Linked DNA regions of Mus musculus: region 1 is linked to region 2. A link is a loop called in an ENCODE intact Hi-C map of the cell type or tissue named here. Cell type or tissue: heart. All regions are shown on one strand. Links, peaks and the distances in the headings refer to the core of each region. The heading gives the core; the rest is flanking DNA. Region 1 overlaps Btrc (beta-transducin repeat containing protein). Region 2 overlaps Btrc (beta-transducin repeat containing protein).

Region 1 (14,927 bases), core at 3,531-11,530, 78 kb after region 2:
TTGAAGACCTGGCAGCTGTTACCTCCTGGGAGGAAGACACTTTTTATCCTCCCCTGACAGTTTAACTCCGTGGGTCAGCACCTCTACAGACTGCACGGTATCCTTGAAGAGGACTGAGGCCTGAATTACTGCTCCCTCCCTAATCAATGTAAACCCTCACTGCAGGTGAAGTCTCCATCTATAGAGGTGCACAGGGGAGGAAAATGTAACGCCCTGAGCCAGATGGTTTTTATCTTGTTTTTAGAGAATAAAGGAACAAGCTAACAAGGAGACAGCTACTTTGTTAGCTTCCTGGCCTCTCTCATGGCTTTGCATCCCCAGGGTTCCAGCTACACAAGAGAAAGAATACAGGAAAATGTAAACACGCAAAGAAATATAACTAGAGGGCTGGCAGCATGCTGCTTTCAAAGAGTTGAGAGCGCTCCACTCAATGCTTTATTTATCACTGCCCACGCTCTCAGGATGGTGAGTGCACACACATACACAAAGGGGGTGGAGGGCAGGAGAAGAATTAGGCAAAAGCCACAATTTACTCAATTACAGAGAAAGGGGGAGCTGACAGAGCCTATTAGCGCTAATGTGAGCAAAGAAGAGTTGCATGTGGCAATGCTACATTTTCAAACAGCAAAGAGGCCTCGCAAGTCCTTTGCCTCCATCACTCATGGTATAAAAACTATAAAAGAGAGACTGCGGTTTCCACACTTTAGGAGAATATAAGTAGAAAGGAAACTGTGTGTATATAGTATTTTTTTAAAGTTCACACCTAGTGCCAAATGATGACAAAAGGAGTTATATTTCTAGCCTTCTCCTTCACTAACTACTTTTGGTAATTTCTCCATTAAGTTTTGGAAGCGCTTTTATGGCAAAGTCTTCTTTTCTTTTGTGTTTTAAGAGGGGGTTTAAAGTAAAAGATTGCCATTATATCTGTTAAGTCACCAGTTAAACTATATGAGCATTGTGATAAGAAAAACATTATATTTAACAGATATAATTTTTACCTTGTGTTTGTTCTGTGAGTTGTTTTTCAAAGAATCTGCCCATTTTATCTAGCCAATTTTTGGCATAAAGTTATTTATATTTATATTGATATTCCATTATTCTTCTAATGTCTCTAAGAATTATAGCAATAACCCTTCTTTCAGCTCCTCCAATATTAAAATGGCTTTTCAAATTACCCATTTAGTAGCCATGTCCCAACAACAATGGCAATCCTTTGCCTGAGAATAATCTATATAAACTACAGTCTAGTTGTAACAATAATAGGTTGTTAGAATTCAAGTGAATTTTTTATATTTAAGGGTAAGAGATTCCTGAAAGCTTATCAGAAATATGTGCAGGTGAATTTCAACTTCAGAGATTGACCCCATGAAGCCACAGTCACTTTAGGCTGGCCTTGACATCCTTTTGTCTATAGATCTCGACACTAGACAAACAAAATAGCAAACGTTGTTTCCTTATTGTCAGATGCAACAGAGAAAAAGAGGAGTTTAAACAGCTTGTGTATTATGTACTACCTTAAAAAAAATCAGCAGCGGGGTAATCAAGTTCAGGGCGGTTGCGGACAGCTGCCCTGTGACCCGCTTCCATTGACCCCTGCTATTCATCACTCTTTCCCAAGATGGAGAGGGCAAGCTCCCAGGGAGTGACCACCACAATAGACAGACACAAGCCAACAGTAATCTGGTTCGAGCAAAAAACCAGATGGCGCTGCAATAAATTTACAAATCTGCATTCATGGGGCTGTTAAAACACCCAGAAGCTAAAAGGCTCTGAGGGCCCCAGGAGGATCGCCTACTTCCCCAATTCTAAAGGCTCCAAGAACACTGAGTTCATGCTCTTCACAAAGAGAATGGAGATAAAACCCTTTACAAAGAAGGGAGGGGGGAGCCTCATGACCTAATTAATCTCCAGAGCTTGGATCTCAACACTCAATGACAGATATTAGAAACATCATTCTGGAGGAATTGAGGGGGGGGGGGTGTAAATTAAAGAGGAAAGGGAGAAGCGAACCTGTTAAAACAGCAACGAGGAGAAAACATCAAATTTCTTTTAAGTACTGTACACAACAGATCTTCTTCCAAGTAGAAAATGATTCAATAATGTATGCATTTATTTTTAAAATGAATCAGATTAGTCCCATGTGTGACCTGCTGGTCCATCTGTATGTGCTGGACTTAATAGGCACGGTTTTCTCTCTTGCTTCAGTTTGAAGTATGAGAGAGATAAATTTAGTTTAATTTTCAACAGATCAGCCTATCCATTTTCCAAATGGACCATCTGGATCAGCCTATTAAAATTAATTTATAACTTTGCAGAGTGAAAATTCGTTTGTTAGCTTAAATAAAGTTGCCAAAACTTTTTGTTGTGTCATTGCTTTCTGACAGTCGCCTCTGTGCAGTGGACATAGCGCTTCCATCTCCAAGTTTACTTATGCAATATCGCTCTATTGATTTCGCATACAGATCTGGTGTCTATCTCCAAATAATTAAAACGAATCGTCTTGACATCAATTTGTTTGTTTTGAAAGCTTCCTGTATTGACTCAATTCTATTTAAAACAATTATTTTTATAAAAAAAAATTAGGAAACTGCCTATCTGAAAAGGAGTTAACATATAATAAATAAATAAATAATTGTGGCATGTTTTCATGTACTTTCTCTTTAGGATAAAGCTATGAAAACCAGACCCTAAGGCTGAAGTAGAAGTTCTTTGGAAATAGCAAGGTCAGAGTTCCAAATCAATGAGCAGCTCTGGTTAAGTCTAAGCTCTTCAAGCCTCCACTTGCTTCATCAGTAAACTGGAAACTGTATCATCACCTCTACCAGCTTGGCAGAGTTATCGCAGCATTAAATGAAATAAATAAATGCATTGTGGGTAGCCAACACAAACCACATCTCTGCTCTAAGTCCTAGAACGAAGGCCATAGACACAACCAACTAAAACTATCTGTACTGCTACCCATTTAATACAATCTTATACTAAAAATGATTAGGTAACAGTTATTTTCTACCTATAATAATTTAATCAATAAGCAATTTAGTGACTTGTTCTGTACCTTCACTGTCTAAAACACAGTGAAGGTATTACAGGATTTTACAGGTAGTGAGGACATTTTTTCATTCACTATTTTGGATATTTTAATGAAAAATAATAATTAAAAAAAAGGGGCCTGAACTTTCACAAGTTTACAAGTTACCTCTGGGGAGCAGGACACAGAGTCCTCAGGAAAAGGGCTTTATATGTATTTTTCTCTCCCCTATGTCTGTACTGTGCAAACATGTGAGCAAGGTCACCCACGTGTATGCACACATGTGGAGGCCCTCTCCTGGGACCCCTGTAATCCCTTCCCAATGCTGGTTTAGAAGTGGCCTGCCACACTGCGGGTCCTCGGGCTTCCAGGGCAAGCACGTTAGCACTGAACCAGTTCTCCAGTCCCACAAAGACGGCTCAAAGTCACCATCGATGGTAGACTTCACCTGGGATTGGGGAACTAAAGAAATCAGACAAACTCAAACAACGGAAAGCAGCTTTGTTCCAGTTCTGTTGTTGTTATTTAAATGGCTGACAAACCTTAGCCAGGAACGAGGTACAGGTGCATAACTCCAGCACTCAGGATGCAGAGGAGGAGGCTAGGATTCAAGTCTTCTAGCCTGGACTACTTAATGAAACCCTGTCTCAGAATTTTCTTATTAAAAATAAAATGTATAAATAATCCTTACTAGGAAATAAATATTAGTGTTAACTATTCCATGTCCATTCTATGAAGCACTTAAGGTCATCTTGCCTGAACAAGACCTCTTTACTTCAAATTAATTATTTAATATATATTCTGACTATTAAATAATGTTACCTGACTGAAATTGATGGCCAGGGCCAGACCAACTTCAGAACACAGGGCTCTTTATTTAAACTCCAATTTTTAAGAATGACAGTCAAGGGTTTCCTGTCTTTTGTTTTGTTTTTTAGAAGCTTTTTATTTTAAGTAAGACTGAATTTCATACCTGTCTAAGTGAATTCTTCTCTGGTATTATCTTCCTAGGGGGTTCGCCATTATTACAGTCTTCTCTCTCTGAGGAATTCTGTGAAAGAAAGTAAGCCTTAATTCAGTTCTCATTATCTTCAATCTTATTCTGTGGGAGTAAACTACATTACATTTCTAATTCTGTAAGCTAGAACACCATGTATGGTTATGCATTTGAAGATTTATATACATACAGACATACACACGTGTAAAGGAAACCATATGCCCATGTATATAAATTCAAGCTGGGATCTGGCTGGGAGGATTCTGTTGCTTTAACACTACTCAGAAGGATCACAGTGGCTAGAAGTCTAGTTTATCATACTTTGACACTGGGATGTTAAGAAAGTCCTAGGCTGTGTTGGGCGGTAGTGGCACACGCCTTTAATCCCAGAGCTTTGGAGGCAGAGGCAGGCAGATCTTTGCGTTTGAGGCCTGCTTGGTCTACAGAGCAAGTTCCAGCCACAGTTGTACCCCACACTTAGCTGATGGCAACTTGAATCATGATTATTACATTCACTTAAGTAATTAGTCTCCAACTATCTTAAATGTTGCTTGATACTGGTTTAGACTCTAAAAAAACCACAAAACTTTCTCTTTTCATCTCACATTTGATTTTTCTGTCTTACACAAAAACGAGCATAGTTCTTATTAACACAATTAGTGTTTAACCTGTACTTTGGGATTTTTTTGTCACTACCAGTTCAAATAGTAGCTACAAAATCCTAAAATGTCAACGGGATTTTTACATACTGAAGAGGAACAATTCACCTAAAAACAGATTCAAATGTGCTCAAAATTGGCTGAGCTTGGTAGTTTATAATTTTAATCCCAGCACTTGGAAGACAGGCAGGAGGATCTTTTGAGTTTCAAGTTTGAGGTCAGCCTGGTCTGCTAATGAGACCCTCGAAAACAAAAAATAAACCAAGGGCAACAAATGTTAGCCATTTGCAAAACAAACAGAAAATCCCAATTACATTTATTTGAATTATCTATTAAAAGTAACTGTTTATAGTTTACAGCTGACAAATTTGTTACATTATATAAAATCATTACTTTTCTCTTTTTTTTTTTTTTTTGTTTGTTTGTTTGGTTTTTTTTGGTTTTTCGAGACAGGGTTTCTCTGTATAGCCCTGGCTGTCCTGGAACTCACTCTGTAGACCAAGCTGGTCTCCAACTCAGAAATCCACCTGCCTCTGCCTCCCGAGTGCTGGGATTAAAGGTGTGCGCCACCACGCCTGGCTATTACTTTTCTAACTGGAGTTACTTTATTTTTAGATTCAGGATATATTTCTAACATATGAACTTATCTGGAAAATTTCCTAATGCCTAAAATTATATAATCACCACTGTGCTATAAATCAACATCTAAGATATTCAGTTTTGGAAGAAAAAAAGGAATACATTTGAAATCATGGGACAGGTTTACTGTTTAGCTTAGAGCCTCTGGGTGATTCTTGCCTGTGTCCGAGTTCCTCCTGAGTTTACTGACTCACAAGGAAGAGATGAGCTAACGCCTGTAAAGCACAGCAGATGAGGAAACGAGACACTGCTGTTGTGAGACAGGGCCGCACTATGCAGCCTTGGCTGGCCTACAACTCTCTGTCTCTGTCAGAGTGCTAGGATTAAAGGCTAGGTGCTATTGTTAAGAATTCTTAACAAGAAAAAGGAGTAAAAATCTGTAGACACTGTTAGAGCTATTTAGTGTTTTGTTTTAATAGGATAGCCAAAAATTTATTCTGGCCAAGTCATTGTTAAAAGAAAGCCAACCAAGAATGAAAAATTCAGCACAACTGTTAAATGGGACAGTAGCAACGCCAAGTGATTGGAATATAAGGGGCAAGGAACTGGTTACCACCCAATATTGAAGGAGACATGTGGAGTGTCAGTGAGTTAGAGATGAATAATCACTCCCAACTTGACAGTAACAAAGAATGATGAAATTGCCACATGAGCCTAATAGATCATCTGGGTGGTCCTTAGGAACCTCCCCACCAACACTCAGAAGAGTTCAGTGTCCAAGGACTTACTGTCCACGCTCTTAGTGAGACCGAATCCCAACAAGAAAGGTACCCAACTGCTCTACCCAACAAATTAAGTTACAGTCAAGAAACTCAAGAGGAACTAGTTGACACAGGCAAGCATCACCCAGAGGCTACTAAACTAGCAGACTACTAAAATAGCAGGTGCACTTTTTATAAATAGTAAAATTGTTACATAATTCTGACTGTATCGTCATAAGATACTAAGAAAAAATAGTAACTCTACAGTGAAGAAATCGGGCAAACAATGCACTGGTCTCTTGGTCTAGAGAGATGGCTTTGCAGAAGCATTTCCTGAAGGCCAGGGTTCAATCCCCAGCATCCACACGGCAGCTCACAATAGTCTGTAGCTTCAGTTCCAGAGGATCTGATGCCCTCTACCAACCTCCATAGGCACCAGGCACACACATGGTGCACTGACAGACATGCAGACAAAACACCTGCACACATACAAATGAAAAAGTTAAAATAAACGAACATATTTAGGATGAACAAATCACCTTTGAAGTTAGTTTCCTAAACCCAAACAGGAAAACATCTACTCTGGATGGCTAAGTGGCAAAAGTGCTTACCATGCAAGCATAGAGATCTAAGTTTGGATCCCCAAAGTTCATGTGCAGCTTCTCTAACCTCAGCATTCCTGCTGCACAAGAGGCAGACAAGCCTGTGGGCCAGCTAGCCTGTCAGACACAGGAATGAACAAGACATCCTGTCTGCAGCATGGTGGGAGGTGGGTGACGGCCACACATAAGTGCAGTGGTCATGTGTACCTGTGTGCGGGCACACCCCCACCTACTCATTAAGGTGACAGACTAACCTGAAATGCAGGAAATCCTATAAAAGTAACTATCCTTAATTCAACAACAACAACAACAACAACGTCAGTCATAGAGTAGATGAGTAATAGTTCCTTCGTAAAGGGAAACCAGAGACGACTAATTTTAATATGTGATCAGAGATTTTTTCCCCCCATAAAGGCGAATATTGAACAACTGGGGGGAAATCTAAGTAAAACCTTGTAGATATGCTAATATTAAATTCAATGTTTTGCAACATTCATTCTTCCTTATGTGAAGACATGGATTTGGGGGGGGGGGTATATAGCTTTGTACCTGTAACACAGTCAAGCTCTGACAAGTTTACCACTCCCTCAAATCTTTACAGTCAATCTTCTCCCCACTGAAAATCAGTTATTTTGTTTTAGCTCAATTATTTTGTCTTTTCCAAAATGCCATATAATGCACTCAGGTAACATGAGCATTTGAATCTATTCTTTTTCCTTGCTCATCAAAACAGTTTTGAGATTTACTCGGTTTTTTTTTTTTTTTGATTTGTTTATTCATTATATGTAACTACACTGTAGCTGTCTTCAGACACCCCAGAAGAGGGCATCAGATCTCATTATGGGTGGTTGTGAGCCACCATGTGGTTGCTGGGAATTGAACTCAGGACCTTTGGAAGAGCAGTCAGTGCTCCTATCTGCTGAGCCATCTCTCCAGCCCTCAGGTTATGATTATATAAATTATTATTTCCTTTTCTGGTCCCCTCATTTTAGACACAGTTTCACACTGTGGCTCACACAGCTTGGTCTGAACTCACAGCACCCCTTGGATTCCCACGTGCTACAGTAATAGAAATGAGCCACCATGCTCCTTCTTTTTATTGCCAAGTACCAATCTACGATAGGGATACGTCCATCTCTTTACACATTTCATTTCCTGCTTTTGATCTTACATTATGTAGTAAATCTTTAGCTTTCAAATGGTTCAGAAAAAAGCATGTCAGTGTGAGTGTGTATGCACGGAGATAACGAGAACGTGGCGGCATGAGCACTTGGTACTTGTGTGTAAAGAATATAAGGGGATGATTTGTACTGTTCTGTCAGAAAGGAAACACGAGGCTGTTGTTGTCTGTTGTAACTCACGTGTTCCAGCCTGGTCCCTAGTTGGTGCACTGCTCTTGGGAGGTTACTACCCCTAGGTGGAAGAGACATGGCTTAGCAGTGGTGGGTCATTGAAGGTGGGCTCAGCAATCTTATACCTAAGATCTCTGTTTCCCGCCTCTCTTCACAATGTGACCATCCACCACATGTTCCTGATGCCAGAGACTAAGTGTCCTCAGGCTCCCTTGCTTCCTGGACATGATGGACTCTAAACTGTGATCCAAAATAAAGGCCTCCTCAACTCAGCTGCTTCCTTCTGCCAGTTATTCTGTCAAAGTGAGGAGAAAAACAATACAGAGGCCTAACCTGAAGAAAATACAGAAATAAGAAGCAGGGTGAGAGGGGAGCTGTTAGTCAAAACTTTTGGGAAGAAAATCCCCAAAAATTAACTGAGACTTTTTTTATTCCTCTTGAGACAGGGTCTCGTGTAGCCCATCTCTACTGGCACTGGCTTTGTAGCCGAGGATAACCTTAATTCTGATCCTCTGCTCTCTACTGCCCCAGTGCTTGGATATGGTCATATATACCCGCATATATACCCGCAAATATGGATATAGTCATATATACCCGCAAATATGACTTTACATGGTCCCAGGAATCAAATACAGGGCTTCGTGCATTCAGTACACAGTCTAGAAACTTACTTCTTCAGTACCCGAAACTTACATCCTGTCACAAAACCCTAAGCAAATATGACTGCTGAGGATAATTTATTTCCAACAGCCAGAACACCTCATTACAGAAAACAATAGGTTCAATGTGTTTGTAGTCCTTGAGCAAAAACTCCCTGAAAAAAAAAATCTGTGAATAGGACTTTGAAAAAGATTCTAGAGCCAGTAAGTAAGATGTTGTCAAAGATACAGACACTGACTGCCTGATAACCTGAGTCCATCCTTAGGGCCCACACTGTGGAGGGTGAGAACTGACTCTCCCAGGTTGTCATATCACACATACACATACACACACACACACACACACACACACACAGAGGGGTGGGATTAAAAAACAAAATTTAAAAAATTCTATATAGCTTTTTACCTTTTATATTAACACCAAAAGTATTTTTTCCACCTTAGGTAAATTGCTTACAATTAAAACGAGATGCAGTTTTTGCTTAAGTTTAATTTTTTTGGGTGTGTTTTTTTTTTTTTTTTGAAACAGGGTCTCAGATATAGCCCAGGCTGAGACATAATATTGATAACAGAGAGGATGGTGGCATAAGAAGATAAAGTATTAATAATTCTTAAAAGTGAGATACTGTTTAGGCAGACCGCAAATGCCTTTTTTTTTTTTTTTGAAAATATCTTCAGAAGTAACTGGCAATAAAAATGTCACGGGGGGGGGGGGGGGGGGTGTGTCATTGCTTATAGACCGGAAGCCGCTGCCTTAGTTCTCTTTCCCGTCTTGCAAGATGGCGGGTGAAAAAGCGCCTGATACAAAGGAGAAGAAACCTGCGGCCAAGAAGGCTGGCAGTGATGCTGCTGCCTCCCGGCCCCGGGCCGCCAAAGTAGCCAAAAAGGTTCACCCTAAGGGTAAAAAGCCCAAGAAGGCGAAGCCCCATTGTAGCCGAAACCCTGTCCTGGTGAGAGGAATTGGCAGGTACTCCCGTTCTGCTATGTACTCCAGGAAGGCCCTGTACAAAAGGAAATACTCGGCTGCCAAGACCAAGGTTGAGAAGAAGAAGAAAAAAGAGAAGGTCCTTGCTACTGTCACCAAAACAGTTGGTGGGGACAAGAACGGTGGCACCCGGGTGGTGAAGCTTCGAAAAATGCCTAGGTATTATCCCACCGAAGACGTGCCTCGGAAGCTGCTGAGCCATGGCAAGAAGCCCTTCAGCCAGCACGTGAGAAGGCTCCGCTCCAGCATCACTCCCCGGACTCTCCTGATCATCCTCGCTGGGCGCCACAGGGGCAAGAGAGTGGTTTTCCTGAAGCAGCTGGACAGTGGCTTGCTGCTTGTGACTGGGCCTCTTGTCATCAACAGAGTTCCTCTGCGCAGAACACACCAGAAGTTTGTCATTGCCACCTCTACAAAAGTTGGTATCAGCGATGTTAAAATCCCCAAACACCTGACTGATGCTTACTTCAAGAAGCAGCTGCGCAAGCCCAGGCATCAGGAGGGCGAGATCTTCGACACGGAGAAGGACAAATACGAGATTACAGAGCAGCGAAAGGCTGACCAGAAAGCTGTGGATTTGCAGATTTTGCCAAAGATTAAAGCTGTTCCTCAGCTCCAGGGCTACCTGCGCTCTCAGTTTTCCCTGACAAACGGGATGTATCCTCACAAACTGGTCTTCTAAATTGTTAACCTCATTAAACAGCTTCATAGGTTAAAAAAAAAAATGTAACGGGGGGGAGGGGGGGAGAGGTTCTGAGATGGCATGGTGGCATGTGCCTTTAATCCCAGTACTTAAGAAGCTAAAGCAGGTGGACTCCTCTTGCAAGTTCAAGACCAGCTTGGAATACACAATAAGACCTGTCTCACAAAGGAGTCAGATGATAAACTGTCTCAAAATCAGCACATCCAAATTTAGCGTACTAAATCTTTAACCCCTCCGCAGCATTTCTAATCAGATCCTCACTGTCTCACTTGTCTATGAGTTCACGGCTAGCTTGTCTACATAGCAAGTTCCAGCACAGCCAGCAGTACACAGAAGAGTTGGAAACTTTTATGGTCCTACTTCCCTGTCCCCAGCTCAATACATTAAAACCCTAGTAACCTGGCCAATTTAACTTCCACAAAGCACACACCGTTTACCATTCGTCAATTTTCTACTTCTTTCCTTTCATTCTTTTCCCTTCCCATTCTACTCTTCCTCCCCCTCTGTTCCCCTCCTTCCTCTCAGACTCTCAGACAGAGTCTCACTGTTTAACTGAGGCCAGCCTCTACCTGTGACAATACTCCTGCCTCATCCTGAATGCTAGGGTCCCAGGTATGTGCCATCACACTTGGCTCTTTCTCTTTGGCCACAGTTTTGTTCTAGGGCCTGGATGACCCTGCACTCGGTGTGTAGACAACAAGTGCTAGAGTTATAAATACGCCGTCACAGCTTTGCTAACTGAATCGCCCCCGCCTATGATAGGAGCCTGCTTTCCTATCCCTTCGTCTACTAAAGTCTCAATTCTCAATTCCAAGCTTGGTGAGAAGGCGCAGTGAAAGATATTTGTCACCAAGGTGACCAGAGTTCAATTCCTGGGACCTTTGCAGTGTAGGAAGAGAGCCAACCCCTGCAAGCTATCTTATGAGTGCTCCAGCATTTATACATTTAACTTCCTGCCTCTCCACACACACACACACACACACACACACACACACACACACACAGATGGGGGTGGGGAGGGAGGGATTAAATGTAAATTTTAAAAAATCTTGACTCAAGTGACAATTAAAATACCATCATAGCTTTCTCCACAGCTCAACACGTTACAGAAAATAGGGTCAATAGATGCTCAATAAATAAATAAGACCCAGTTGGGTATGGGGTGCACACCTTTAATCTCAGCATTCAGGAAGCAGAGAGAGAAATATCGATGTGAGATGTAAGTTCAAGGCCAGTATGAAAAGACATCACTTAGAAGTAAAATCACAAGTTTCAAAACTAGAAGTAATGTTTTCTGACTTGTGCTTCAGGGTTTTTTTTTTTTTTTTAATACTTACATATTTAATGTATTTGTGTATTTTGTCTGTATGTTTGGGCGTTATGCCCATGGAGGCCAAAAGAGGCTGTTGGATCTCATGGGACTGAAGTAACTTACAGAAGGTTGTAAGCCACCACGTGGGTGCTGGGAATCAAAACCAGGTCCTCTGGAAGAGCAGCCAGAACGGCCCTGACCACTGAATCATAGCTCTAGTCCCAATGCTACATTTTTCACTGTAATAATTCAAATGAGTATGTGACTCAGTTATTATTGAAGCAAAGCAGGTAGATGCTGGCAAATTTCATCCCTGAATCTGAACCCTTTTAAGGTGGAACTCAGGCTAGTGAGACAGTTGATAGGGGAGAGAGACTCCCTTAGAGATAACCTGAGGTCAATTCCCAGATCCAACAAGGTGGCAGGAGAGAGCCAAGCAAGAGTTGTCCTCTGACCTCCATATATTTATTCATTATGACATGTACATGCTTGTACATATGTGCATGCACACACAACCACACAAATAAGCACTTCAGAATCCAACTGTTCACTGTCATGTAGAATGGCAAACACATATGAAGAAAAGAACCTAAGACTATTTCTAGTAACCAGCTAAACGATCCCGTGGTAAGCTTTGCAGGCGAGTTAGGGACTGGAGTAACACTGCTTCCACACCACCTGTCCTGCGACTCGGCAGTAACTTTAACCTCCACACACAGGGCTTCCAGTTTACAAAAACAAAAGGTATTTTTACAAGCTTAAAAGGTAATTTAGCTACATAAAAAAATAATAAAAGCTCTTCAGTGAAAGGTGACATAAAACACACACACACACACACACACACACACACACACAGAGCTGGCCAGAAAATGACTGTAATCCCAATACTTGGGAGGCAAAGGCAGGAGGATCACTGAAAGTTCAAGGGCAGCCTAGTCTGAGTAGTGAGTCACAGGCCAGCAAGTGCTACAGAGTAAGGTACTCTCTCTAAAGACAAAACAAAAGCCCACCACACTCTGCATTTGAAAAAAAAATTAATGAATCTTCCTGGGATTAATGGGAGAAGTAAGTAAGTTTAGAAGCTTATTGAAGGTTCAGTTGTATCCAAGGACCAGTTTTTAGGGAAGACCTGAAGTATCCTCATAAAATAATCCTCTCTGGCATGCTTCCACAGACAATAGCTTCTCTGGCAAGTTCACCATTTGGCACACTCTATTACACCACAGCAACATCAAACAAAGTCTGCACACAGTGTTTAACTTCTATGGAACCCCAGTCCAAGCTTTCAAGGGGGGCTATTTTTCAGCGGTGCACAGATCCAAACATAGTGGTAGGAACCAGATAGAATGGAAAGTGCTCCCTGGGAAAAAACCAAAGAGTACTAACTGCCATCCGCACTGCCTTCCTCCCTAGGACAGAAGTCAAAAAACCTGCCAAGTGGGTTGATCCCCCTGCTACATTGTCTGACGCTAATTATAAGAATACTACAGATGCAGCCTTTCTCAAAATGCAAAGGGATTGTGTGTATTTGCAAAGAACAACTATTTTTTATGCTTCCAAATTCTTAATCCTGTTTGGAGCTGTCAGTGGGGGTTAATGGAAGCCTTGGATAGGAGAATTCCAATCTGGTTGGCAGATGGATAGGTTGGTTATAGCTGCATAACTATGTCTTGCCTGCAGGCACAATTCAGAACACTGTTAAAGCAATATAAAGTCTCTGTCAAGCTGAACCATTTGGATCAGTAGCAAGGAGAAATAATAATAAAAAAGAAGTTCATTTCTGGGCCTTGTGCATTTATGCTAGTATGCAGAAACTGATTAATTGTCATAGTGTGTTGGTCTTCCATACCTCAGATTTCTACTTCTGGAGGAGATTTTGCATGCTAATATAATCATTCTCCCTCTTGAGACATTAGCAAATAATCAAATGAAAAACAGGATCATAATTTACTGAGATTCAAGCAATTCTCTATGCAAATTTGACTTGTTATTGCTGCTGCCTCGTTAATCTGAATGCCTTTGACAAACTCCTTTGATTTATGAACTCATGACAACTCCAATGTGTATATATTTTGCTAGATTGACATTATCATTAAGAGTGGGTGGACTGAGCTCACATGAATGGCTGATTTTATTCGCTGGTGTCTGCTGCTCAACAGCTGAGCATCTCCTCCTCACAAAGCCCCTGAGCGGCAGGCTCTTCCCATCTTCCCATCCATTCATCATCTCGATGTTAATTGGCCCAGGCTTTAAGCAAATTTTCAACACGATTTAAAGGCACGATGACACTGATTACTGACCCTCTGCCATACGGTGCCTATTGATTAACCTGACAGAGATGATGAGCTTGAGGGAAACTAGGTGTGTGGGGACCTCAGGGAGAAAAATATATTGTCTATGCAGGCAAACACTTGTCATTACCTCACAAGCCAGAATCTGCACAGCACAAACTCTTAAAAACACACTACTGCTTTGATACCTACAGCTAAGACAGAAAGTGCTTTCTGTATCCACAGATATTACAAATACGTCATGTCAAAACACACTGACACATTCAGTATTTAGAACAATTCCCTGGGTAGATGCTTGCCTTTTGACCAATTATTCTTGTGCTAGCTGTGTATATGTGTGTGTTTGTATATTAAATTAGAAATACTGGGGTGGCCTAGTTGCATTTTATTATGCAAGAAAAATAAAAGTGAGGAAACAAATTTAGGAAATAAAGGAAAGAAGAAGGAAGGAATTAAATAATCCAGGCCAGTTTCACCATGATTAAAACAGGCTACAGTCTGTCAGTAAAAGAAGAGATTTTCTCAAAAAGAAACCCAATTTGATTTCAGAAATTCTGTTTTCTATTCTTTCAACACCACAACCTGACTCCAAATGCCAAACTATTCAACATAGAAATTATCAGCAGAACATTTATTTAGACAAAGCAAAATAGTATTAGAGTCTGACAAACATAGTTCTTAAACTCCTGCTTGCCTGTTTGCAACAACTATTGTGCAAACTGTTTATTTGGACAAAGTGTAAACAATCTTTGAGGTTATGCTTCAGAAATCCCAAATTCCTCACTATTAAGAGAAGAAAATATAAACATTACAAGTTAATAGGCGGTAAGTACAAATATTGGTAACAAACAAAATTCTGCTCAGGATACTGCTCAGTCTGTAAATGCACCCACATCATGAAGCACACCAGGGGTCAGAAAGGACACCTTCAGATAGGGACAGTTATTATTTAAAACAAAGCCAACAAAATATCCTCCCTCTGGCCACACATATCACCTT
Region 2 (14,927 bases), core at 2,595-10,594:
TGTGTGTATGCATGTGTGTGTGTGTGTGTGTGTGTGTGTGTGTGTGTGTGTGTGTGTTTGTGTGTGTGAAGGGGCAGTGGAGGACCCTGCCTTGGGCAGAAGGCCATGAATCACAGGGGAGCTCTGAATTCCAGCCAACCAGGTGGGAATCTTGAGGGTAGCTGTGCTGTGTCTGGGGAGAGTGTGTTGGGGTGGAGACATCAGTATGAAGAAGGCAATGCCTGGCCAATTGGACCAAGGAGACATCTGGTGGCCAGTAAGGGACCTGCAGCCTTTTTACAGGAGCACCAGGTGGAGGTATCAGGTCTCCCTAACCCTTTGGGGACTCCTGGGGATCCAAGAGAACATCAGACCTTGAGTCTACTCCAGGGCTGGGACTCAGAGGACAGACAATCGGTCTCTGGTCCTCTTCTCATCCTCCAAGTAGGAGGAGAGTGGACCTGGACAGGGATGATGGTTACAGGAGGCCCTGCTCCACCATCCTTGGTGGACAATGAACCATCATCACCCCAATGAAAGCAAGTGCATCCTGGGAATGGGTGAGTGGCAGAGAAAGCACTTCACGCCGCTGCTCCTATAAGCTCTCCCTTGGAGCTGGGGAGCCAAACTGACTGCAGAGCTCCTGGGACACCCAGATAGAGACCAAGGCTGGAACTGGGGGTACAGTCAAGGACTAAGGTCTGGATTGGAGTATCAAGGTTGGTCAGAAGATCTTGAGGCTAGGGTCCCAGGGATAAGGGTCCTTGTCATCAGAAGAGGGGAGTAAGATCATTACCAAACCCAACCGTGAGCCCCTGCAGATACCAGAAGCCACAGGAAGCCCCAAGGGCTGTCTAGAATTTCTGGGCACATATTTTTTTTTAAAGATTTATTTATTATTATACACAAGTACACTATAGCTGACTTCAGACGTACCAGAAGACAGTGTCAGATCCCATTACAGATGGCTGTGAGCCACCATGTGGTTGCTGGGATTTGAACTCAGGACCTTCGGAAGAGCAGTCAGTGCTCTTACCCATTGAGCCATCTTGCCAGCCCCTGGGTACACATTCTAAGGGTATCTGGGCTCTTGCCAAGGCCAAAGGGGGTGTATACAGGGGCCAGGCTAGGAGACTAAGTCTGTTCACTAGAAAGTACAGCAAGGCTCTGCTGGGCCATGTTGGCCTTTGCTCTGGCCCAGACTTCTGAGACCACAGCAAGGTGTGTGGTAGGGACTGGGAGTCTCCTTGAAGGCAGACTTTTCATTACCTGAGTTAGGCGACTGGCTACCAGAGTGGAGGAGAGATGGAGTTCTCTGAGAAGCCTGGCTTCTCCTGCTTCTTCCTTTTGGCATAGCACACCCTGGCTACCTGTCAGTCACTCTTTCTGCCTAGGACATTGGTTGCCCCATGGAGGTGTATTGAGGCCTTGTTTCTTTTGAGGGTTCTAAGGCCTATTAGTGTGAGTGTGGTCCCACCCACACTCAGAGACTAGGAACCCTGAGCATAGGACTGGGTCACCTGAGACAGGCTGGAGCTGTGTGCATACTGATGGAGAGTTAGTGGCCTCCGACTCTCAGTTCTATATGCTATGGTGGCCCCTGGCCAGTTCTTTAGGGTGTGGGGACTGACCCCAAGGGAGAGAGTACGGGTGGGGAGCCAGGAACTAGCAGGCAGGCAGAGGGGAGGGAGGGGAGGCACTGACAGCAGGACAAATGCTTGTAATTTTATAACCAATCTCAGCGTGTCCATGGGGGGCCGTTTGTGCCTCCACTCAGGACCAATCAGCCTGACAGAGCTATGAGTCTGCCTGAGTGAGTGTGAGCAGCTCCCCCCTGCGCCACTTACTGCAATCTCATTACCACCCAGCTTAAGGCTGGCCAGAGCTGAGGACCCAGCAGGGTAAGGGAGTCAGCCCAAGCCAGAGCAGGGGCCACAGGGATGGGCCTTGTTCGAGATCCCAAGGATAAGATCATGGATGTCGTGGAGAGCCAGGGCCTCAAGGGGAGGACACAGGAGCTCAGGTGATGCTTAGCAAGCACTGTGGAGTGCTGGACTAAATTTAGGGTGTGGACAGGGCTCAGGCCCTGCCCTCAAGGGGCTTGCAGTCTGCTGTAGGTAGTGCGACAGATGGCAGGTGAATAGGCCTGGGGAAGGTGAGGATGGAGGAAGGCGACCTGTAGGCAAGGAGGAAATGGACGGACAAGGAGGACAGGACAGGAGAACAGAGAGCAAAGGACCAGCGCCAACCAGCATCGGGCCAGAGGCTTGAAGAGGGAGGGAAGCTGGTAGCCATCTCCAAAGTGCAGGTAGAACAGAGCTCGGAGGGAGAGATGCCACCCATGGGAGACCAGAGGGACAGTGGGGGAGGGTGACTAACCAGTGGTGGATGTTATAGGATGGCCTTGCTGGATATCTGGCTCTGGGGATGGCTGTGTGCCCATTAGTCTCTCTAATTGTCAAAAATCTAATTTAGTGTCTGGAGCCTGGGCCGGCCTCGGGTTAAATGGAGGGAGGTGGGCCCGGCCATAAATCTGCCCTCTCAGCCCAGGCTGGTGCTAATTCTGCAGTTAAGTGAAGGGGTGAGGGGAGCTCTGGAGAGGGGTGTCCTTGATGACCCTGTATGCCAGCCCCCAGGTGCTAAGTCTCAGCCAAGCCCTCCTCTCTCCTAGGAAGCAAAGGCTTGCCTGGGGTAAGCCTACCTGGGCCATGCCGGGAGGTGGGGGAATGAATGCCTCAAGTGCACAGTGAGCTCGGGGCCACCTGAGCAAGGTCATGCACTCACGTGCTACAGCTTCCCTGGCATGTGCAAAGCCCAGAGTTCTATTCCCAGTCCTTGAAATAAGAACCCCATGGGATTCCCTCAGCCACCAGCCCCTCTTGGTGACCCTATGGGGGGCTCTACTCTAGGAAAGCGATGGGGGTTGGGAGAGTTGTTTCTTCCTGATAGAAAAGTCATGCCTTATGCAGCAAGGGGCTCCTGGTGAGGGAAGTTACATTGTTGTCATCTACTAGGTGACTGCTGGGGGCAGCCTCAGCCACGGGGACCACATGACATATTCACTAGAGGCATAGAGGGTAAAAAGTGCCACCTTTCTTTGGGCTGCTTGGCCACTTTCCTTGGAGGAGGTGCTTGGGGCCCTGGACAGCTCCTCAAGGCCTCCTGTGGCCTGAGGTAGTGGTGAGAGCTCTGGACCTGGGCTTGGTAATGACCTCGCTCCCCTCAGAGCTACTAATTGAAAGCAAGGGGCGTGGTGGGCGCAGCAGGAAAGGCTGGAGGACTGACAGGGTTCCGAGAGGTTCTGCTTCCATGGGGGAGGAAAACAATTTCTCCTGGCTTCAGCTCCATCTCACCAGGCACCCACCCGGCCTCTCCTGCTGCTAACGAAGTGCCTTTAATTAGCAGCCTAATAAAATGCTCTTAATTGGCAAGAGCCAATCAGGAAGAAGCAAAGTCTCCTCTTAGTCATTGCTGATGGCTGCCCGGTCGATCCTAGGTTTAAAGGGAAGAGGAACTACAGCCTAGCCTTAAAAAGGGCCACCAAAGGGCTGTCGCCTAGAACAGGCCACGCACCTCCACCTGGGAACAGGGTCTGACACTAGGCTTAAGGTCTAGGCTCATGGCCTCAGACTCTGTCCTGGGCTCAGGAGCCAGATGGCTCAGGCTGTTATCTAGTAGCTGCTGGTAGCAATGGAGGGATATTTGCTGACACCCTGTCCCTGTAACTCTCTGGGTTCTCCTGTTAAGGGAGCAGACATGCTTGTTTTTACCTAAACAAGGCCAGGAGACCTTACACTACCATTCTCTAAGCTCCACTGGAAGCCAGTGACATTGATCACAGACCAAGTCTACCTTAGGGGTCACAGTACCCAGGAAAAACAATGTGGCCACTGCCAAGGGAAAGGACTAGATACAGTAAAAGCCCATAGGTCTTTTAACAAAAAGATCAATCGGTTCTGATAAGAATCCTGCGTGGGTCACCACCTGGAGGGGCAGGAGGCAGTCTTTCCTTTTGATGGTCTTCATCTTGTGCGTCTTTCTGTGTATTGGTCCTGGGGGGAGAAGAGGGGCTCACTCGAGAGCAGCACTGTCACCCCCAAGTGGCTTATGAATGAACACGTGATGGAGCAGATTGGCCTCCACCCAACAAAGCAGAGAATAGCTCAGATTCGAGGTGTGTGTGTCATGATGAGCAACTCTCGTCAGACCTCACTGGCTCTTCATGACACAGCACAGGATGACGTGCACAGCAGGGGCTGTCTCTTTACAAGTCAGTCCTGACTTTAGGGTTTTTTTTTTCCTTCCATCTTTTTAAGGTAGGATCTTGCCATGAATCTCTTGCTTCAACCTCCCAAGTACAGCATGCACAACTGGTGGGACCTTCGTTTTGAGACAGGGTCTTACTACATAGCCTTGGCTAGCCTGGAACTACGAAAACCGGCTAGCCTTGAACTCAAGAGATCCACTTGCCTCTGACTCCCCGGTACTGGTATTAATGGCATGATCTGGCTCCTGATTAATGGCTCTTGACCTCATGAAAGGAATTATATGTTTACTGTATACTTCTTTGATCTGTATGCTGGAAAACTCAACCATCCTTAGGATGTTGGGTCAAAGAGAGAAGACACTTAGAAAATTCGCTTTAATCTTGTATTTGTAATTTACTTTTTTTCCCCAAACAGTTAAAAAACCAAAACACACTATTACCATCATCCTAACTTGTGAACATATTGGTACATTGACTACACACCACTACAACATAATCACAAAAATTAAAGCGGTCAGCACTGGAGAATCTAGAAAACAAAAAGCGAACAAGCAAAAGCCCTGGCTCACACTTGTTGCCAGGCCTGTTCCCATGCTGGCGTCCACTGAACACCCTCAGTCAGTTTGCTAGGGTTTAAGGGTCACCGCTTTGGGAAGGTATCGGTTTCCTTGATACCCAGAGATCGAACCTATTGGACCTTTCCTTAAATGTCTGAGGGACACATACCATCCCCACCCTCCTACTTAGAAGCTAAGTCAGATAACTGAGTTTGTAGAGAAGCGAGTGTTTGGGAAGTCAACTGTCTCTGGGAATTTTAGGCCACAGGCACTGGGCCAGTGTCGTTTGTTTTGAGACAGGGTTGCTAGCCATGGAGGGTCCTGGGCGGCAGCGCAGTCCATCCCTCCCGCAAGCCAGTAGCCACTGTCTCCCTGCTTTGGTCTCTCTCCTTGGCTTTAAGGATTCTGATATCCTCCGTGAACTAACGCTTCAAGACAGCCAGCAGCAAAGCTCACCTTTATTCCGGGGATGGCTCCCTCTCGTACTGACTGCACTCACTGTGGTTACGTGGGCTCTACACTGCCACAGGTCATGTGCGTGAGTCTAGGATTGACCCTATTGGAGGTCTCTGGTGCATTCGAAACTGCTGAGTGTAACCAAACGGGGATAGAGATTAGTGTGGCCTGCAGTTCCACTGTAAACTGGCCATCACCAAAGGGTGCAGCCACAGGGCTGGGTACCTGCATGCTTCATCTCCACCTGAAGGCATCCTTCAGAACACACCTAGCCCGCAGGCCTGCACTAATCTGAGTGGGCCTCCTTCCTTCAGATTCAGGACAGGAAGGTATCACAATTTAGCTCAAAGGGAAGATGCTAAGACAATTAACACCACCACAGCCCTAATTACTTTCAGTATTCTCCACTCTGGACAACTGCTAAGCAAGCAGATCAACCTCAGCCACTCAGACCAGGAGCCGGCAAGGCAAGGCAAGGCAAGGCAAGGCAAGGCAAGGCAAGGCAAGGCAAGGCAAGGCAAGGCAAGGCAAGGCAAGGCAAGGCAAGGCAAGGCAAGGGACTGGATGGATGCACACAGCCTTCTCTGCAGCTTTGGATTGTTAAAAAAAATTTTTTTTTTTCCCCTTACAGAATGATTTAGGAGCCTCGATGTCATTTTCAGTTCCAAAACAAGCTACTGAGAGCCAGACTTTATTACTTGTCAACAGAGTTCCAAACAGTTTCTGTCTCTAAAGTTAGGACAAATCAGAAAGAATTTAGCCAAGGGACAAGTGTAAAAGGCTTTCCATCCATAATTCACACCCACTTTCTAACTATACTTCAAAGGAAAGGACATCCCTAGCAGCAGAGGCAAAACAGCGCGCGTTCTCTCTCTCTCTCTCTCTCCCTCTCTCTCCCTCTCCCACATGAGCAGCAAGGCATGGGTTGGCCTTGTCCAGACACTGTCAGTGTGACAGAAGCCATGCTCTCCAGCAGGCACCCTGTGCACTTTACTCAGCTGCCTAAGGACCTCAGCCTGTCAGTAGGGAAGGTCTTGCAGCCTTTATTTTGGAAAGTAGATTTTAGTTAAAACAAAACAAAACAAACAAACAAAAAACCAAGCCTGACCCGAGACTCTCCTCTCGTCTCCGAGCCACAGGACACCCGAAGCTTCTTGTCTACTATTCCTTTAAATGTGTGGAGATGTTCTTTGTTTCTCTTTTCTTTTTAAAAAGGTCAAACTTTACATCTCGCCCAGTTGGGGATCAGTGATAATCAATTCCCACTGAAATCATGCAGAGATGGTAAGCGGGGTTCACCTTCTCTGGAAATGAACTTCTTACCTGATTGTTTCTTCTACAATGAACTGGTAAATGACCCCCAGAGCTGAGAAATGCGAGCAATTCAGGTGCTCAGACCACTTAACTTTGTTCCCATTTCCATCAGCAGTGGCGAGGGCAAGCTGCAGAAAGAGCTTAACCACTCTATGGGCTTCAGTGAGCAGCGTCCACCCCAGCCTGAGACAACGGGCAGCCACACTTCCCGGCTGGCTTCAGAACAGCACCCTCCAGCTGAACCTGGGAGGAGAGCACAGCCCTGGCACCAACCAGTCTGCAGCAGTGCCCACACTGCCCCCTAATCCTGGGCATCCACGCTAGGCAGATGTCCTCCAGCTCCTAACTTCTTAAAGCAGCATGGAACTGAAGAAGGGCTGGTAGACTTGTGGCCACTAGACCATTTCTTGAAGCAGCTTAGGTCTCTTCATGTCTGACCCGTTTTGCAGCAAAGTCCTTCACTATTAACAGTCAACATAACAGACAAGGGACTCGGCGGGGTTAACCAGACAAGTCTGCAACACGTGGTTGGTTGGGAAAGGAGAAATGCGGCTAACACAGGGAAGGCAATCTGTACACGTGACCTGACCCAGCACGTAATGGCATTCACTAGTGGGACACGTTGGGCAAGGGGTAACTTGCAAACCAGTGAAGTGAAGGTGGTCTATCTGAGGGCCAGTTGTGAAAGGGCCCCACTTCCTGCTCAGGTGAAGGTGGTCTGTCTGTGACCACATGTGATGGGCCCCGTTCTATTTTAAGCAGCTTGTTCAGTTGGTTTTCTTCAACTCAAATGCACGGTTAGGAACAGCATGACAGTCTGACTGCTTGGCTTCCAAGTGAAACCGAGGCTGCACTGTGGCCTAAGTCACCCCTTGGCAGGCCCTGTGCATGCTGTGGGGTAACTAAGTTGGTTTTCAGTTCAAGTACTTCCAGGTTTGGCCATGAGTGTCTGCATCTGGAGCCTACTGGCAGGGGCCCAGTGCAGCCGTGTACACGACCTGCTTAGCTCTGCCCTTGTGGAAGTGCAGCCGCTTATGTCATCACTGACTGCCAGCTAACTGGCTGGGGAAAGTGGACAGCAAATAAGGCTGGGAGAAGGAAAGAAAGAGAAGGCAGCTTTTGCTTATCAGTAAACCCTGTGTGCCAAGCTTCACCCTGATCCCCTCTGGCAGCCTCGCCTTTCTGCAAGCACTCGGCATAAGGACCTGCAGTGGAAGGCTGAGATGCTGACATTTACTGGCCTAACCCAGAATCTGTTTCTCTCCTGACCATCTCTTAGGCTACTATGCTCTTGGTGGGCAGTTACAGGTCCCTGGGTGCTTTCCAGCTCAGTCGAGGAACAAATTCGAGCCACAGAGCAGAGTGCAGTGGTGCCTGGTGCTGGCTATTCCAAGCCTTTGTGCAGGCCAAGCCTCGCCAGTGATTTAAGATGAAGCACAATGCTTTTTATTACACATCTAATTGTTAATGAGAGGAATGCAATCAGCAGCTCCTCTCCACTCTACATGGGACCGAGGAAGACCGCTGAGTCCGAAGCAGACACAGCACTGATGGTGCCCAGGACATTCCTGCCCTTCCCCAGGGCACAGGGAAGGAGAAAGCTGCAAATGTGACTGACCAATGTCATGGTCACAAATCCACTGGTGCCCCAGGTTGGTCACTTGCAGCAAAAGCCTGGGCTGGAAATAAGGACGAACTCAACTCTTGCAAGTGTCACATTGTCTAGGTGATCCGCCTCATGCTAGCTGAGGACTCTCTTTGCACACCTTCTCAGGCTCAAGATGGAGTATGGGAGCAGGGAAGAGGGACAGACACCCAGACAATGGAGGGAGGCAGCAGTGCAGATCTTCCAGTGTGTGTGCGCCTCTCCTCTCTCTCTCTCTCTCTCTCCCCTCCAAGATGTGTAGGCAGCTGTCTCCTCCCACGCAGTGGCTGGGACTGCTCTGGCCAGATGCTGGACACTCCTGCAGTTAACAGGAGGAGGCCAGGCAGTCTCTGCCTGGAAGCTGCAGCCCCTGTCCCCTAGAAGTGGGCCAGGTGGGGAAACTAGTTCTTCTGCTTAACGGCAAAGCAAGAGAGATTCTGGCAAAACACTAAATATATTTATAAGTCATCTTTGTCTGGAACCCAATGGGAGGGAAACAGGTGCAGGGAGGAAGGGGAAGGGAAGGGGAGGGAGGCTTGGAAGTTCCAATCATTCACACAAGATAAAGACATCTTCTGATAGCAGCACTGAGGCAGCCGGTGCCGAGCAGGCCGTCCTGGTCGGCTGCTGACCGACTGTGTCCCAACAGGAGTCTCAAAGCCCTGCTCCTCGCTCATCCGTCCGGGAATCCGGGTAGGAGTTTGATTGTTGTTCATCCTGGTCTTGGCAGGTCTGTTAAATACTGCAACATTAACGAGTCCTGTGTGAAAACACAGCCAACAGTCATCAGCACCTTTCCCCGTACTTTTTACTTGCTTTAAGAAAAGAGAATGTTCAGCCGGGCGTGGTGGCGCACGCCTTTAATCCCGACACTTGGGAGGCAGAGGCAGGCGGATTTCTGACCGTGCTCCTGATCCCTTTGAGGGTGTAGGTGGTGGCTGGAAGTGTAGCCTGGAGATAAAAGCTCTGTCTCCTCTATGTAGAAGTGAGAGCTAATGCCATAGAAACAGAGAAGACAGCCTAAGAAGGGAGCCTAGATGATGATTCAAAAAGACCAAACCAGGCTCTCAGGGCAGTGTCTGTTTCAGCAGCGAGAGGAGGAAACAGATGTAAACAAAGTTAGGAAGAATAATAACGGCAAGGGTTAGGGGCACATTTCTGTGGTTAAACGGGTGTTTAGCATGAACCAGGCCAGGTTCTCAATACCCCAGGGGCCTCCACCCCAACAGCAAAATGCTCTTACATTGGAAAAAAAACCAAACATTGGCAGAAAGAGCAGATAAGTATATGGTGGGTACAGGAGCGTGACCACGGTTACCTTTATAAAAAGATGAGTGACGTCCTAAGAGCTTTGCAAACACTGTCTTCATGCAGACCTGTGAGTGGGCCCTACACTCACTTCCCTCATCAGGGTATGGCAGCTCGTGTGACAGTGTGACTTAGCAACTGTGTCCTCTACGATAGCAGAGAAACTGAGGGAGCCCCCAGATGCCGATCACCCCCTCAGAAAGACAGGTGCAGGGGTGTAGTGAAAGGCACATCTGTGGTAACTACAAGGCAATGGTAGTGTGGGAAACAGGAAGTGACGTGGAGCTAAAGGCTGGTGCTAAGTTCCTAAAGCCAATAACCTAACCTGTCTGAGCCAGTGACCACAGCGGATGCCAACGGCAAACACACTCATACAGAATGCACGGGTACTTTAGGTTTTATTCTGTTTTAGAGAGGTGCTAGAGATGTGGGAAGGGTACTAACTTCAAGTAGCTGCTGGGGCTGAACAAACCAGGTATTCTCCTGTAGAAGTTGCAGAGAAAGTAGAGGCAAGGAAGCCACCTTCTGTTCCCAGCGAGAATGACGTGGCAGCGACGCAGAGCTGTGTGATGTCAGTGGCACACTGCTGCTTGAGCCATTTCCAGTCACGTTGATAAGTTAGCCTGGAAGGGGCTCCCCTGTAGGTACTTCATCTAAGAACTATAAATGCTAGGCTCGGGCTCACTCGTTTTCAAACTGTTCAAATGTCCTTTTACTTTGATAACATTTGTACTGAAGGAACTATAATAACAGAAGAAGAATCCTCTAAACTGGAACTGTACCTTGGGGAGAGTGGTGCTCACTGGGGCAGCCCCTGCCTTATCTCATGCTGTCAGCTCTGCTTTCCTGTTGTACAGGGATGGGTGACACAAATGGTCTGAGAGTGAGATGGCTCTGGGAGTGGGCAGCACCCACAGCCAGTCCTCCATCTCCTAGCACGGGGCTCGTGCATGCTTCTTCTCTCATACCTGGGCAATTATGAGGCCAGTGTTGGGTTATTTATCTGGAGATGTAGGTGTATGTCCGAGAAGGGGAGCGGGGCGGTTCAGCGTGAGCAGCTGGATCATTCAGGAAGTCCCAGATGAGAATTGTGTCATCATGTGAACTACTGACAATCTGGAATTCATCAAACTGGAGGCGGAAAACTCTTCCAGAATGCTCCTAAAGAGGCAGAGACAAAAAGAGTTAAGACTTTGAACTCAAAATCAAAAGCCTCTTTGTTTGAAGGAGCCTACAGAGAGGCTCAGGTATGCTCTTTCACTGTTCATCACAGACAGGAAGCAGTTCACTATCGTTAGGATGCAAAGCATCGTTAGGATGCAAAGCTCAAATATTGGGCAACAACTGATCTCAGCAACACAGGGACCACGCTTATTACCGAGGCAAAAAGGCAGTGAGGATGCTGGCTTGTCAACACTGCCTTCTGGGCTGGAGGAGAAAGCTCCTTAGTACCTCCCTGGTCTTGTCTCCCTTCGAGTTCCTTTGACTGACCATCAGGAGTTAAGGGGTGATCCGCAGTAAGTAGTGACATGCCGGAAATGTGTGCTGACAACCTTCCTAGATCTGGAGAGATGGCTCAGCAGCTAAGAGCACTGGCTAGAGGCCCCAGGTTTGATTCCTAGCACCCACATGGTAGCCTACAACCATCTGTAACTACAGTTCCAGGGGGACTTGACATCATCTGGCCTCTGAGGACAATGAACTGCACAGATAGACATGCAGGCAAAACATCCATGGACATAAAATAAAAGCAAACCTTAGAGGAAAAAGAAACTTCCTTAATGTGAAGAACTATTTATAGATTCTCATGATTCACAAAGTCCTACCATGGCCAATCTGGAGCTACCCACATATGGTCAACAACTTGCCAAATTCTTTGTTGTTGTTGTTTTTTCTTTTCTCGAGATAGGATTTCTTTGAATAACAGCCCTGGCTGTTCTGAAACTTGCTTTGTAGACCAGACTGGTCTCAAACTCAGAAATATGCCTGCATCTGCTTCCTGAGTGCCAGGATTAGAGATGCGCCACCATGCCTAGCAACTTGGAAAATTTTAATGGTTGGCTGTTCTGGGGTCAGAGCCTAATTTTGCACATGAGGGAGTGAACACTGCCTAAATCAGGTGCAGACTACATCTAACTTCCTGGAAAGGACTTTCAACCCTGCCAGTCAGTGTCTGCTGCACCCCAATGTCATCACTGATCTTTACCTGCCCTCGAATTCATAGAAACACACACATGCTGCATACATTTGCTTGTGCAAGCTTACTTTTTTAAAGATTTATGTATTTTATGTTATTTATTTATTTTATGTATATGAGTACACTGTTGCTCTCTTCAGACACAGATGCCAGAAGAGGGCATCAGATCCCATTACATGTGGTTGTGAGCCACCATGTGGTTGCTGGGATTTGAACTCAGGACCTCTGGAAGAGCACTCTTAACTGCTGAGCCATCTTTCCAGCCCCGTGCCTAGCTTATTTTACTCAAATATTAGAACAATGTTTTGTTGTTGTTTGTTTGTTTTTGTTACTATAAGTAAAAGCAGTTACTTTACCCCTTTAAAAGATTAGTGGCCAATATCCCATTGTATGACTGTACTACAGTTAGTCTACTGTCTAATTTGCTCTTTTGTTTTTTAGTTTTTTGAGAAAGGGTTTCTCTGTGTGGCCCTGGCTGTCCTGGAACTCACTCTGTAGACCAGACTGGCCTCAAACTCAGAGATCTGCCTGTCTCTGCCTCCCAAATGAAAGCATCTTTGTTATAACAAAAAAAAAAAAAAAAAAAGGCAGGCAGTGGTGGTGTATGCCTTTAATCCCATCACTTGGGATGCAGAGACAGGCAGATTTCTGAGTTCGAGGCCAGCCTGGTCTACAGAGTGAGTTCCAGGACATACAGACCTGCAGAGAGACCCTTTTTCAAAAATACCAAAGAACAAAACAAAACAAATATACGTGGAGCTGCTGTGATGGCATACACTTCCGACCGGGAAACCTAGTCATATGCCTGGGAAACCGAGGCAGAAGGTCACCAGCTTGAGGTCAGCCTGAACTACATTTCGAGATTCAGTCTCTACACTACAAACATTTTAAACATTTATTGTTGTATGTGTTTTGCCTACATGTTTATCTGTGTACCATGTGTCTGTCCAGTGCTCACCAGAGGCTTAGAGGGTGTTGATCCCCCGGCCCCCACCCCTCCACCCCACAATAACTATAGCTAGTTGTGAGCTGTTCTAAGAACGGCTATTGCTCAAAACTGCTGAACTATGGTTCCAGCCCGCATGGTTCCGATGGAACTATGCAGTCACTTCCCGAGACCGCGGAAGAGGATACTCCTGGCCTTGGTGGATGCTGGGAAGCAGGGCTTTCAAAGCTGGGCCACTTGACAGAGCTCAGATGCTCTCTCTCCCCATCTTTCAAGTCATCTTCACAGTGACATTTAATAGTTTAAATTTATGGTTCCTTTATCAAGTTGAGCAAGTTCACCTAGCTTGCTCAGAGTTTCATCATTGGTAGGCACTGGATTTTGACAAGTGATTTTTTTTTTTAAAATTATTTTATGTGTATGGGCGTTTTGTCCGTATCATGCATTGCCTGGTGCCCAGAGAGGCATGAAGAGAATGTTAAACTCTCTGGAAATAGAGTTACAGACAGTTGTGAGCTGTCACGTGGGTGCTGGGAATTAAACCAGGTCCTCTGGAAGAGCAGATAGTGCTCTTTGGCCACTAAACTACTGCCAGCCCTTTGTCAAATGCTTTTACTGACCTGTTGCTACTGTAACCATGCAGTCTACCTGTGGATGAGATGGACGACATCAACTGAACACTGAGGACATAGCTCAAGGGTTAGAGCACTTGTCTACTTTGTAAAAGGCCCCAGCCTTAAGCTCTAGCGCCATAAGAATCCACTAATTGTTAAGTGCTCAGTCAGTCTTCTCTACTGTACCTGTAACACCCATCTCTGCTGGAGGATGGCTTTGTTATACATTACTGGAATCAACTTATCCATATTTTGGAGTCTTTTTTTTTTGAGTATGGATTCTTTCAAGGCTAATAAGAACATTTTTCTAGCATTTATAAAGCCTTGGGTTTAAGCACCACAATTTTAAAAAAGCGATTATGATTCCGTTTGGTAAGCACGGAACCTGCAACCCCAGCACTTGGCTGATGGAGGCAGAGGGGTTAGGAATTAAAGGTCAGCTTCAGTTCCACAGTACGCTTGAGTCTAGGCTCTACATGAGTGGGGATCGATAGGTCAGGAAGGTGGGGAGAGGATTAGAACACTTGTCATGCAGTCTAGTGACTTGATATCAATGTCTAGAACCTACATAAAGGTGGCGGGAGACACCGACTCTACAAAGTTGGCCTCTGATCTCCATGGCATGCACGCCTCCCACAGTGACATTAAACTTAAAAAGGTATCACTATCTTAACAGTCAAAACTCTGGTGAGACATTCCGGGGGTGTGAAGGAGACACAGGGTTTCCATCCCCAGCCCTGAAGGAAAAAAAGGGTGAAATACAAACTTTTATCTTTTTGAGACCAGGTTTCACTGTGTAGCCTTGGCTGTCCAGGAACTCACTCTGTAGACCAGGCTGGCCTCGAACTCAGAAATCTGCCTGCTTTTGCCTCCCAAGTGCTGGGATAAAGGCGTGCACCCTGAGTTATCACCCAGAAAATTGTGTTTCCTTAATACTAATATTTACTGGACATATATATTGGTCTTTTGTTTTGAGACAGGGTCTCATAAATTGGACACTGGTGGTGAATTCAGGGCAATCCTCCTGCCTCAGTCTCTTGAGTGCTGGGATTACAAGTGTGAGCCATCACCCCTGGCTTTACTTTCACTCTCTCCGAGTAGTTTCTTTGTTTGACCTCACTGAGCCTGGACCCGAACCTAAGCTGATGGTCAGGAAGCTTCAATAATCTTCCCACGTCTGTCCTGGAAAGTGCTGGAGTCACAGGTATGTGAGGAGACATACACTTCTCTTCTCTTTTTTCCTTCCTCTTGAAGGTGGGACCATGTTTATTTATAGTGAGGGACACTTTTGTTACCTAGACATGTATGTAGATGGCCAAAATGTTTACAGAGGAAGATGGATGCAGCCTCTTATAGGGGCATAAATGACCTCAGTAGTCTGCAAGGAAATCTGGGAAGTGTAGTCTTTCAGCAGGAAACTACCATTCCTAACTCTGAGAGGATGTGGGCAGGGTGTTTTCTGTTGAGAAGGGTCCTCTACAGGGATAGCTCTGGATCTATTGGAGAGGTGATTCCTCTGGTCAGGTAGCAGGGTGAGTCTTACCTTGATTAGCTGCAATGGATCAGGCAATTAGCACCCTCTATTCCTGAAGAGTCTTGGAAAATAATTATTGGAAGGCTATAAACAAATGATTTGGTTACGGA

What was found. Peaks named below come from ENCODE experiments on the same cell type or tissue, not always from the same donor. Only the 100,000 strongest peaks of a DNase experiment are listed, where the experiment ranks them.
Region 1: it touches region 2 in a loop (2.1-fold over the local background); 3 of 42 quality-filtered maps call a loop at or near these places.

The regions. Positions count from the first base shown.
Region 1 is chr19:45,445,685-45,460,611 of GRCm38, reverse strand. It overlaps Btrc (beta-transducin repeat containing protein), which reads right to left. Exons shown (of 15, transcript NM_001037758.2): 3 at 4,002-4,079. It also overlaps the pseudogene Gm6807. Among named protein-coding and RNA genes, the nearest start is that of Btrc, 89 kb to the right of the region's middle. In heart, for the core only: no CTCF peak of the experiment used is centred there; no DNase peak of the experiment used is centred there.
Region 2 is chr19:45,523,024-45,537,950 of GRCm38, reverse strand. Btrc (beta-transducin repeat containing protein) reads right to left here. Exons shown (of 15, transcript NM_001037758.2): 14 at 10,495-10,687; 15 at 4,608-8,978. The coding sequence ends at 10,526. Among named protein-coding and RNA genes, the nearest start is that of Gm19639, 13 kb to the left of the region's middle. In heart, for the core only: no CTCF peak of the experiment used is centred there; a DNase peak (open chromatin) is centred at 7,530; H3K27ac peaks cover 2,986 bases; H3K27me3 peaks cover 1,325 bases.